2 separate regions of the Homo sapiens genome follow, and region 1 is linked to region 2. The links are chromatin contacts, found by Hi-C in ENCODE. All regions are on one chromosome and are shown on one strand. The core of a region is the stretch at or near the end of the contact, and the rest is flanking DNA. Distances in the headings are between cores, read along the strand shown.

Region 1 (4,980 bases), core at 2,341-4,840, 1.2 Mb after region 2:
ATAACCACAAAAATGGGCAACCAGCAGCCCTCAGGGCTGCCCAGCCAATGGAGCAACCATTCTTTTATTCCTTTACTTTCCTAATAAACTTGCTTTCACTTTACTTTATGGACTTGCCCTGAATTCTTTCTTGTGTGAGATTCAAGAACTCTCGCTTGGGGTCTGGATCAGAACCCCTTTCCTGTAACATTTTTCTGGTGACCACGAAAGGACTCTAGCAAGGAAACCCCTGACCCAAAGGCTAACTTTGGGTAAGTGGTGGGGTCCAGTAACACCCCCACCATTGTCAACTGTCTTATGTTAATTCAGAATTTAGGTCAATTTAGTACTTAGCTACTTTGCGATTGCTGGAGTATAGCTCTTGTGAGGTGTTCTTGTGCACTGTGACACAAGAATCTGGTCATGCTTTTATGAATTTTGTGTGGAGCTTTCCATGAGTGAGAGTGTCCATAAATGTAATCTGAAAAGAACCCAGGACTGAGGCCCTAATGGCTGCTCTGGTTCAATTTTCAGCAACTCATATCCTCTTCTGCAGATTTTAATTCTGGGCCAAGACTCTTATTCTGCTATAGTGGAGTGTCTCTGTGCTAATTCAGGGTTGGGGCTCATTACATGATACCCCAAAGTATGGTACTTTGGAATGCTGAGTACTTTGAACTGAAGAAAATTGGAAAGGCCTCAGAAGCAAGGTCTTTCTGAACTTCTCCTGTCCTGTTTTCCACTGTAAGCAGTAGAAGTTATTACAGTTACTGGCAGCAAATTGCAGCAACCTCGATTCTTGTCTCCTCAGAAGATGTCGACTGAGGGGCATAAGGCAAAAGAAGAGACTGAGGCAAGTTTTAAAGCAGGAGTGAAAATTTCTTAAAAAGCTTTAGAGCAAGAACGAAAGGAAGGAAAGTACACTGAGAAGAGGCCCAAGTGGGTGACTTGAAGGACAAGTGCAAGGTTTGACCTTTTGACTTGGGTTTTTATGTGTTGGCATACTTCTGGGGTCTTGCATCCCTTCTACCCTGATTCTTCCCTTGGGGTGGGTTGTCGAAATGCACAGTAGCCTGCTAGCGCTGGGGAGGGGAGCAAGTGCAGTGTATTTATTGAAGTTGTAAGCATGCTCACCTGAGGCGTTCTTCCCTTTTTCAGTAGAATGCCCCCAGAAGGTCATATATCAGTTAAATTCCACCATTTTGCCTCTTAGTGTGCATGCGTGAGCCCGCTCGCCCAACTCCTGAGATCTCATCAGGAAGCTCCTGATCATCAGTTTCAGGGTTTTTCTATCTATAGGGAAACTGCCTTTCCCTGGCGCTGGCTATGAGCAATTATTATTTTAGAGAGGCGGTGTGACCACTGTCTGACCATCACCTGATGATCTTCTGACATTCCTGGTGGAGCGTGGGGGCCCTATCCTGCCCTGTTCGTGTCTGACTAGCTACCCACTGTAACATCACCACTCTTCGCAGTGAGTCATGGAAACCAGAATTCCTCTTTCCCAACGCAGGTCATAGAAACTAGAATTCTCCTTCCTCCAAGCAAGTCGTAAAACCTAGAAAGGTTATTTTCTGCCTTCTCCCTTGAAGACCCTCATTCCAGAAGGGTCCTGCCCTAATACCAGAAGGAATGCTACACAGGGAGGCCAAGAAGAATATGAACAGACAGGCCTTGCTGGGTTTCCCCATTCAGTCTATTACCATTAGACTATTATCATTCCCTTTTTGTCCAATCCCATTTCTTTTTCTTTTTAAGACACAGGGTCTCTCTCTGTCGCCCAGGCTGGAGTGCAGTGGTGCAATCATTGCTCACTGTAACCTTGAACTCCTGGGCTCAAGCAACTCTCCCACCTCAGCCTCCCAAGTAGCTAGGACTATAGGATCACAATACCCAGCTAATTTGTGTGTGTGTGTGTGTGTGTGTGTGTGTGTGTGTGTGTGTGTGTAGAAATGGGGTCTCCATCTGTTGCCCAGGCTGGTCTCAAACTCCTGGGCTCAGGCGGTCCTCCTGCCTTGGCTTCCCAAAGTGTTGGGATTACAAGTGTGACCCACCGTACCAGGCCTCTAATCACATTTCTACACAGCGATCCCTTCTTCATATAACCTAAGCATAAAAATAGTTTCCTCTAGGTCTCATGGTCTGCATTTTTGGACTCTCATGTCATGTAAAACTTTGATTAGACTTGTTAGGCTTTTTGTGTGTGTTATAGGAGTGTCAGCTGTGACCCTTAAAATGGGTAAAGAAAGGTTTCACACCTTTCCACTCCTACACCAGTCAGAGTTTACTACATAATTTTGGAACTGAGTGATTTCAGATGTGTTTAATTCAGCTTCATCTTGGCTTCACCACATTCTGCCCTGTGTATGCGACTCAGTAACCACTCTGCACCTCAATTTTTTCAAATAAGGTTTGAAAAAGAAGGTTATAATATTTACCTCAATAGGGTATTGTGAAAATTACAGAAGTTATGATTTACATAAATCTAAAACACTTTGAATCATGCACATAGTAAATGTTTAAAGGTGTTCACTATTATTATGATTGACTTAGATTAAACCTATTTTAAATATTAACTGTTCCTCTACGCTATCAGACCTCCAAGTGTGGTGTGGGGATTCATGGGGGTGGGAATTTTCTGGAGACCCTTTTCAGGAGTCCATGAGGCCAAAATTATTTTCTTAATACTACTATGAGGTTGCCTTTTTCATTCACATTCTCTCAAGATGTAGTAGTTTTTTAAGAGCTACCTGAGAAGTGCTAACGTTAGCAACAGAAGCAGCTAGAGAATCCAGTTCTCACATGAAATCAGACATTAGAGACTTTTCTTACTAGATTTAAAAAAAATTACTTGTCATAAAAATGTTGTTTGTTAGCTGGTAACGCATTAGTAATTTTAAATCAATATTTTAAAACTTTAATTCTAATATAGTAAGTATTGATATAACTGACAGAAACAAAAGCTCCCTGGGCTCTTTAACAATCTTTAAGACCGTAAAGGGATCTTGAGGTCAAATTTGAGAACCAAAGCTGTGATGCAACCTCTTTTTGAACAAACGTGGATGCCTCACCACCACAATTTCATCTTTTCTAGCCTCCATGACTTTTTCTTGTTTCCTCTGGCTGGGCTGAATTTCTTCATTTCTGCCTGCCAAAAGCCCTACCCCTCCTTCAAGAGCATCTATAACTGGTTATCCTTGAATTTGGTCCAGATTTCGCTGCCTCCTTGGCACCCTCTTCCACGATGCTGGGCCCTCCAGGGCCGGGCCTCCCTCGGACACGTGCCCTCGTTAGCCTTGGAATATGCACACTCTGTTTTGACGGAGACTCTCTTGCGAGCCTGGTCTAGATTTCTCCCCTCACCAGCCAGGCACAGGCACCAATGGGAGGTGCCTGGGCTCCACAGGCCCGTCGGGGCCAGAGGGTCGCCGGTAGCGTCAACCAAGTGCACGACAGCCCACGGGTGGCTAGGCGCGTGGGAAGAGCCGGAGCCCGACCCCCGCCCACCCGGTTTCCTGGCAGCGCACTGCCGCGTAGGGGCGGAGCCGCGCGCCTACACAGGGTGTGGCCTCCAGCCCGCGCGGGAAAGGGCCTGCGCCGCATGCGCGCGCACAGTCGGCGGCCGCGCGCAGCACGCTCAAGGCCGGGATGGCGGCGGCGGCGGCGGCAGGAAGCGGGACGCCCCGAGAGGAGGAGGGACCTGCTGGGGAGGCAGCGGCCTCGCAGCCCCAGGCCCCAACGAGTGTGCCTGGGGCTCGTCTCTCGAGGTTGCCTCTGGCGCGAGTGAAGGCCTTGGTGAAGGCAGATCCCGACGTGACGCTAGCGGGACAGGAAGCCATCTTCATTCTGGCACGAGCCGCGGTGCGCCTGCAGCGCGAGGGCATGCGGGAGTGGGGGAGGTGGAGTGTGGGGCGGGGCCTCGGGGCCTCCCGCGGGCGGGGCTTAGGGCGGCGTGGCCCGGGTTTTGAGATGTGGGCGTGGACCCGGAAGGCGGAGGAAAGGGGCCGGGGACCTGTGCGAGTTTTGTTAACACTCCTCCCTCTTGTTGAGGACCTGGATAGTGAGTGACTTTAATTTGTATCTCCAGGGCCTCGTACAGAACTTGTAGGAGTCTTTAGTGAATGAGGGAGAATACTGGGAAGAGGGTAGCGGAATGGATCTTCATGAAGTCCAGGACAATCTTAGCTTCCAGAACATTTTCTTGCCCCGAGCCTTTCTTCTCCCTTTCTGCCCCCACCCACAAACCGGAGCCCTCACCTCCTCAGTGTGTTAGAACCCATTACTAAAACTTTGCTTTTTTACTTCACAGGAACTGTTTGTGGAGACCATTGCAAAAGATGCCTACTGTTGCGCTCAGCAGGGAAAAAGGAAAACCCTTCAGAGGAGAGACTTGGGTAGAGTGGCACTGCAGTGTCTGGGGACAGACAAGGGAGGGCTGGGCTGGTTTCCCCTTGTGCAGGTTGAGAAGACGTCACTCTGATCTGAGAGGTGCCACAGCGTCTCTCCCCAGGATGGTTTCTGTTGGCCACAGTGCCAGGAAGCCCTACCTGTAGAGGCTGTCTGCTTGGGGTGGCGGGGCAGTGTGTGAAGGTGTCTGGGGTTGCCGTAGCGGACTGGATCCCTTCATACCTTCTGCCAAATTGCACCAGAAAAAGATATTTCTTTTTCACCTAGCAACTGGGGATTTGATTTCTGACTCTTGTCTGGCTGGGAACCCTCACCTGGGTAAGATTTCGTATACCGTATTCTCATGCGCCCTGCGTCTATTGCCACGTTCTTCTCTGACAACTTTAAGAGCAAAGCGAATAAATAATTTAGGGGTAATTTAGGAGGCCCCCAACCCCCGCGTTGAATGGTATTTGCCTATGCTTTTCTTAACTCTTCTAGGGAGACAGCTAATATATATAAGAGTTGCTGGTAGAGTAGATATGGATCTCAAGGCAGCAAGGGACGCATCTTATAAATGCCCTCATTTGCCCAAAGCCTCATGCCCTTCACTGC
Region 2 (5,407 bases), core at 141-2,640:
AACATGTGGTCTTGACGGTGTGTAAAAACGGCAATAAATAACATTAAGTAAGTAAAAACATCTGAATGGAAAACAAAACACAAACTGGCCAAAATGTGGGTTTTTTAAAAGGCTTTTAAACAAATATTAAAAAGAAAATACACCAAAAAGTTAATGTTATCTCTTATTTAGAATTAATTTGACTTTTTCTGTTACAAACAGAAAAAAATATATTTGTGAACGATATCCTGGCACACAGTTCAATCATTAGTCATGCTAAGGTGGAAAAAATGGATACAGAAAGACATAATCAGTAGGATCCCAATTATATAAAAAGATACACATATTTTTTTAAAATACATGAAAGAAACACTAAAATATGACCATCTTGGGTAGTGAGGTTATGAGGTGATTTTTATTGTCCTTTATATAAAAGAAAATATTTTGTTATGTATGTTCTGAATTTTCTACAGTAAGCACACAAAACATGAGTACACATAATAAGAAAGGAAAAAAACGTGCTTTTTAACACTGAGTGGGGGGAAGAACCCTTAGAAAACTTCAAAATAGTTTGTTCTTGTTTAGCGTAATTTACTCACTCAGGTCAGAAACTTGGAATCATCGTTGAGACCCAACCTGTCACTCAAATCCTATATCTAATCCGTAAAGTCCTGAATTTTCACCTGCTAAATATACTTTTGATTCGTCCACTTCTCTCCCATACGCTAGGTCACATCGCTCATCTACAGCAGTAGCCTTCTGAGTGGTTTCTCACAATTCCTGCCCTCCTATAATCCAGTCGTCACCAGCAGTTACAGTGATCCTTTCAAAATGTACATCAGATCTTGTCATTCTGCTGCTCTTATGATAAAGCCCCAACTTTGTGTCACGGTGTTCCACACTCTACGATCTGGTCCCTGCCTCTCCTCTTCTGCTACCGCCGCAATGGCCTTCTCTAAGCTCAAGTCACCAACCTTTCTCCCCGATTCTGCCCTATCGGACAGGTAGTTCCCTCTCTCCTTTCATCTCCGCCTGACGCACTCCTCCCTCCCTTCAACTCCATTTGGAGTCCATTTACTACAGCGCCCAGAACCCCGGCACTACGGCTCTTTTTAGTCTGAGGACTAGCTCCTTTTTGGGCCCAATCACAACTCTGAAGAATCCTGCGCCTATCCGCTGCATGTCTCCTCACTAAACTATTTCTTGAGGGGACAGCCTGACTCTATCATTCTCGTGCTGCATTCCCAGGGGCTGGCCTCGTTGCCGCTTGAGAAATACCAACCGCAGCCGTTGTCCCAAAGACACTACTAAAACTGCCCGGACCCTCCCGCTCCCGAGCCTGCCCGTTAGAGCGCAAGGAAAACTCACCATCCGGCCCCCAGTGCGTCTCGGAAGAGCTCCCGCTCCGAAACAAAGCTCACAACTTCCGGAAGCGATGGCCAATCCCCGTCTTCTTCGAGCCAGTTTCCGGATAGGCCGGCTCGGGGTGGCCATCTGTTTCCGGGTCCTGGTAGGAGGGGTGCTTCCGCCCATGGTCCCGCCCATTCTTCCGCCTCCCCAACCTGGGTCCCGTCAACGGACGCGAAGGAGAACAGGGGCTGTATATCACTTCCGGCGAAGGAAATGGAAGAATCTATGGGCTGGGACCGGAAGCTGGGGTCTGGTTTTGAGTCTCGGCTTTGTCTTAACCTGTGTTGGGCGTTGCACCGGGCGACCTCAGTTTCTTCCTGTACAAGGAAAAGTACTGACCAAAATGAGTTCTACATACATTTCCGCTGCTGGAGATTTCTTTGGTTTTTGAGACAGAGTCTTGCTCTGTTACTCAGGCTGGAGTGCTGTGGTGCAATCTCGGCTCACTGCAACCTCCGCGTCCCGGTTCAAGCCATTCTCCTGCCTCAGCCTCCCGAGCAGCTGGGACTACAGGCACCCGCCACCACGCCCCGCTAATTTTTTGTATTTTTAGTAGAGACGGGGTTTCACCGTGTTAGCTAGGATGGTCTGGATCACCTGACCTCGTGATCCACCCGCCTTGGCCTCCCAAGGAGCTGGGATTAGTTCTTTTTCTGGGCCATGTCTCCTGTGACACTTTGGACTTTTGAGTTTAATGCTGGAACAAGTTAAAATTTTGGTAGGTGATTGGGAAGGCATGATTATGTTTTGCAATGTCAGAAGGACATGAGATTTGGGGGTCCAGGGATGGATTGAATATATGTCCCTGCCAAATCTCATGTTGAATTGTCCCCATTTTTGGAGGTGGGACCTGATGGGAGGTGTTTGGGTCATGGAAGTGGATCTCTCATGGCTTGGTGTCTTTGCAATAGTGAGTGAGTGCCAGGAAGATGTGGTTATTTAGAAGTGTGTGGCACCCTCCAACACAGTCTCTTGGTCCAGTTCTCACCATGTGATGTGCCTGCTCTCTCTTCTCCTTCTGCCAATAGTAAAAGCTCCCTGGGGCCTCCTCAGAGGCCAAACAGATGGTGGTACTATGCTTCCTGTACAGCCTGCAGAAACATGAGCCAATTTAACCTCGTTTCTATATAAATTACCCAGTCTCAGGTATTTCTTTGTGGCAATGCAACAGCCTAATTGCAGGGGGCAGGGGCAGGGGGAAGAGGTGGGGAGGCATGACACACTGGGCTAAAACATGAAGAACATTCGGCCAGGTGCGGTGGCTCACGCCTGTAATCCCAACACTTTGGGAGGCCGAGGCAGGCAGATCACCTGAAGTCGGGAGTTCGAGACCAGCTTGACCAACGTGGAGAAACCCCGTCTCTACTAAAAAATAAAAAATTAGCCAGGCATGGTGGCTCATGCCTGTAATGCCAGCTACTCAAGAGACTGAGGCAGGAGAATCACGTGATCTGGGGAGGCAGAGGTTGCCATGAGCTGAGATCGCGCCATTGCACTCCAGCCTGGGCAACAAGAGTGAAACTCCCTCTCAAAAAAAAATAAATAAATAAAAATTAAAATTAAAAAAAATATATATATATATATATACATATATATATGAAGGACATTCTATTTCTGGGAGACACTGGAACAGGGCCCTGGCTGGTCTGGTTAGTCTCTCTCTATCACAGGATGCTACATTCCCAGCACATTCTACAGTTATCCTAGAGAACCACAAGTGAGAAAGGAGAGAGAACTAAATTGGTCCAAGGCCACCTGGAGAACTGTCCTGCAGTCTATGCCCTTAACCCAGATTATACCCTTTAGCAAAGCTAGTCCGTTTCATATGCCCACCAACCTCCTAGTATCTGGAGGCGGAAGTTTGTCTTATCAGATCGATGTAACACCTTCACAGACACAATGTCAGTACAACATTGTTGAGCCATAGCCAGAATACATTTTACTAGGCCCAGGAGGACTACATCACAAACAGGTTGATCAGGTCTGTCTGGAGCATCAACCTAGTCCAGGATCCAGTGATCCAGGTAAGAACATAATAGGTCAAAGGTGCCAGCCCACCAAGATCTTATTAGTTGTCATGATGTTTTGCCACCTTAGGCCAATTAAGTCTACCTCCCTCCCATGTGGCAGATGTTAGATCCTCACTCAGTAAGCCAGGGCTCAGGTTCTGTTGATATTCACTGTGCCACTATAATACTGGTAGAGTTTACTACTGGCAGGACGAGAAGGTTGCTGTAGCCTGTGACATAATGGGGTCTGGGATGACAGATCCAGCACTTTCCTATGGTAGCCACAGCTTGGGAGAGCCTAACAAACGCGTTATGCTTCTAGGCCTCTGCAGTCACGTCCTTGTGGAAAAAGCAGACTGACAGGTTAGTGCCCTGCCCCTTACACTTCCTGCATCCTCGGGTATTCCCTACCTATGTGATAGAGGTTGAGCTGAGTGTAGTGTCCCAGTCTGACTGCTGCAGTCCCGAGAGTACCCATTCCGCTTGTTGCATGACCCAGGCCTTTTGGCTTCAGTCGTCCAGTCCGGGAAGGTTTGTCTTGTACAAACTCGACATGTCTGATAAGGTTACCTACCTGAATGGAAGGATCAGGTGTTCCTGGTGCCACTAAGCCTAGCACCCTGATACTCCTTGGTCCTGTCCTGTATCCCTGTGGATTTCATAGAAGAGAGGCACCCGGGGGACGTATCACCTCTAGATCAGAGTCAGAGGGGCCTGTCGGGTGCTCTGGCAGCTTGAACCACCGGCCACCTACAGGATGTGCACTCTAAATGGAAAAAGAAAAGACAATGGTTGGGAACACTGAGATTGGAATTTCACAGGTGCAGCCTCATCAGGCAGTCACCTGGTCCACCTCTATCCACATCAAGCTCAGCGTTTTTCAAGATGTGTGCAGTGCTGTGTTTCCCTTGATTGGAGAACAGTGCTTAGTGTCCACACTGCCCTAGTCAGGTTGAGGTGCCACCCCACTAACAGGCTGTCCTGATGTCCTTTATTCAGTTGCTTTGTGAGTTGACTGGTCCATCATTCAATGGCTCCATTGGCCTGTGGATGACAGAGTGCATGGAAAACCCACTGTATTGCATGAGTGTGCCCACTGTCATGTTGCTTGGGCAGTGAGGATTTTCCTTGGTCAGAGTGAAGTCCCATGGGGTATCCAAAAACATAAGTCCTCTCAAGGGCAGCTGTGGTAGTCAGAGCATCCACATGAGTGGCATATAGAGTCCCTTCCAACAGCAAGCTGTTGCCATAGCCCTTGTCCCCACACATGGAATCTTTTAATAGTCCAATCACTGCTGCCATTCCCCTGACCAGATGGCTAGGCTGTTGGCAATGGCCCATGAGTCAGTAAAAATGTGGCAAGATATGGTGGTAGGTGGGAGGGGATGTGCCCCACTGTTATGGCTCAAATCCTTAGCTGTTAGGGGTCATAGCCCCTCTGGTGGCAGTGACATTCTGTGCCACAAGCCACCAAAATGTCAATGCCTATAAAGCACTCAGTGGTGGGAACCATGGTCACTGACACCTGAAATGGCCCAAAGGCCTCCACCCACAAGCAGATAAGCACCACAAGCAGATAAACACTATGTGTCACCGAGTTCATCCCCAAACTTCCTGGTGTCACCAGCTTAATTTTTCCCCTAAAGGAACCTGGAAATTCTGTCATGTGGCCTTCAGTATCCAAGAACTCGAAAGAAATCAGAATTTCCATCTTTCCCCATTTTATTTATTTATTTTTTTTTTGAGACAGGATCTCTCTCCATTGTCCATGTTGGAGTGCAGCCTCAACCTCCCAGGTTCAGACAATCCTCCAGCCTCAGCCTCCCACATAGCTGGGATTACAGAAGCACACCACCACACCTAATTATTTTTAAATTTTCTGTAGAGACGAGGTCTCACTTTGTTGCTTTGGCTGGTCTCTAAGTCTTGGGCTCAAGGGATCCTCCTGCCTTGGCCCCACAAAGTACTGGAATTATAGGTATGAGCCACTGCACCTGGCCCCATTTTAT

The links. Hi-C counts contacts between places; a loop is a spot of excess contacts on that map. Pooled maps may share reads with other maps.
Region 1: a map of B cell shows a loop between it and region 2 (28-fold over the local background). The contact joins the promoter of POLE4 here to the promoter of TPRKB in region 2. A Hi-C loop is called at or near these places in 1 of 168 maps with a recorded cell type or tissue (B cell), 1 of 37 single-sample maps with no recorded cell type and 10 of 50 pooled maps.

The regions. Positions count from the first base shown.
Region 1 is chr2:74,955,053-74,960,032 of GRCh38, forward strand. It overlaps POLE4 (DNA polymerase epsilon 4, accessory subunit), which reads left to right and starts at 3,591. Exons shown (of 4, transcript NM_019896.4): 1 at 3,591-3,840; 2 at 4,289-4,373. The coding sequence starts at 3,628. LOC105374809 (a long non-coding RNA gene) reads right to left here and starts at 3,827. Exons shown (of 5, transcript NR_187884.1): 1 at 3,680-3,827. RefSeq lists enhancers at 3,177-3,677, 3,678-4,178 and silencers at 3,470-3,729, 3,800-4,039.
Region 2 is chr2:73,735,955-73,741,361 of GRCh38, forward strand. TPRKB (TP53RK binding protein) reads right to left here and starts at 1,391. Exons shown (of 5, transcript NM_016058.5): 1 at 1,348-1,391. RefSeq lists enhancers at 1,653-1,732, 1,773-1,832.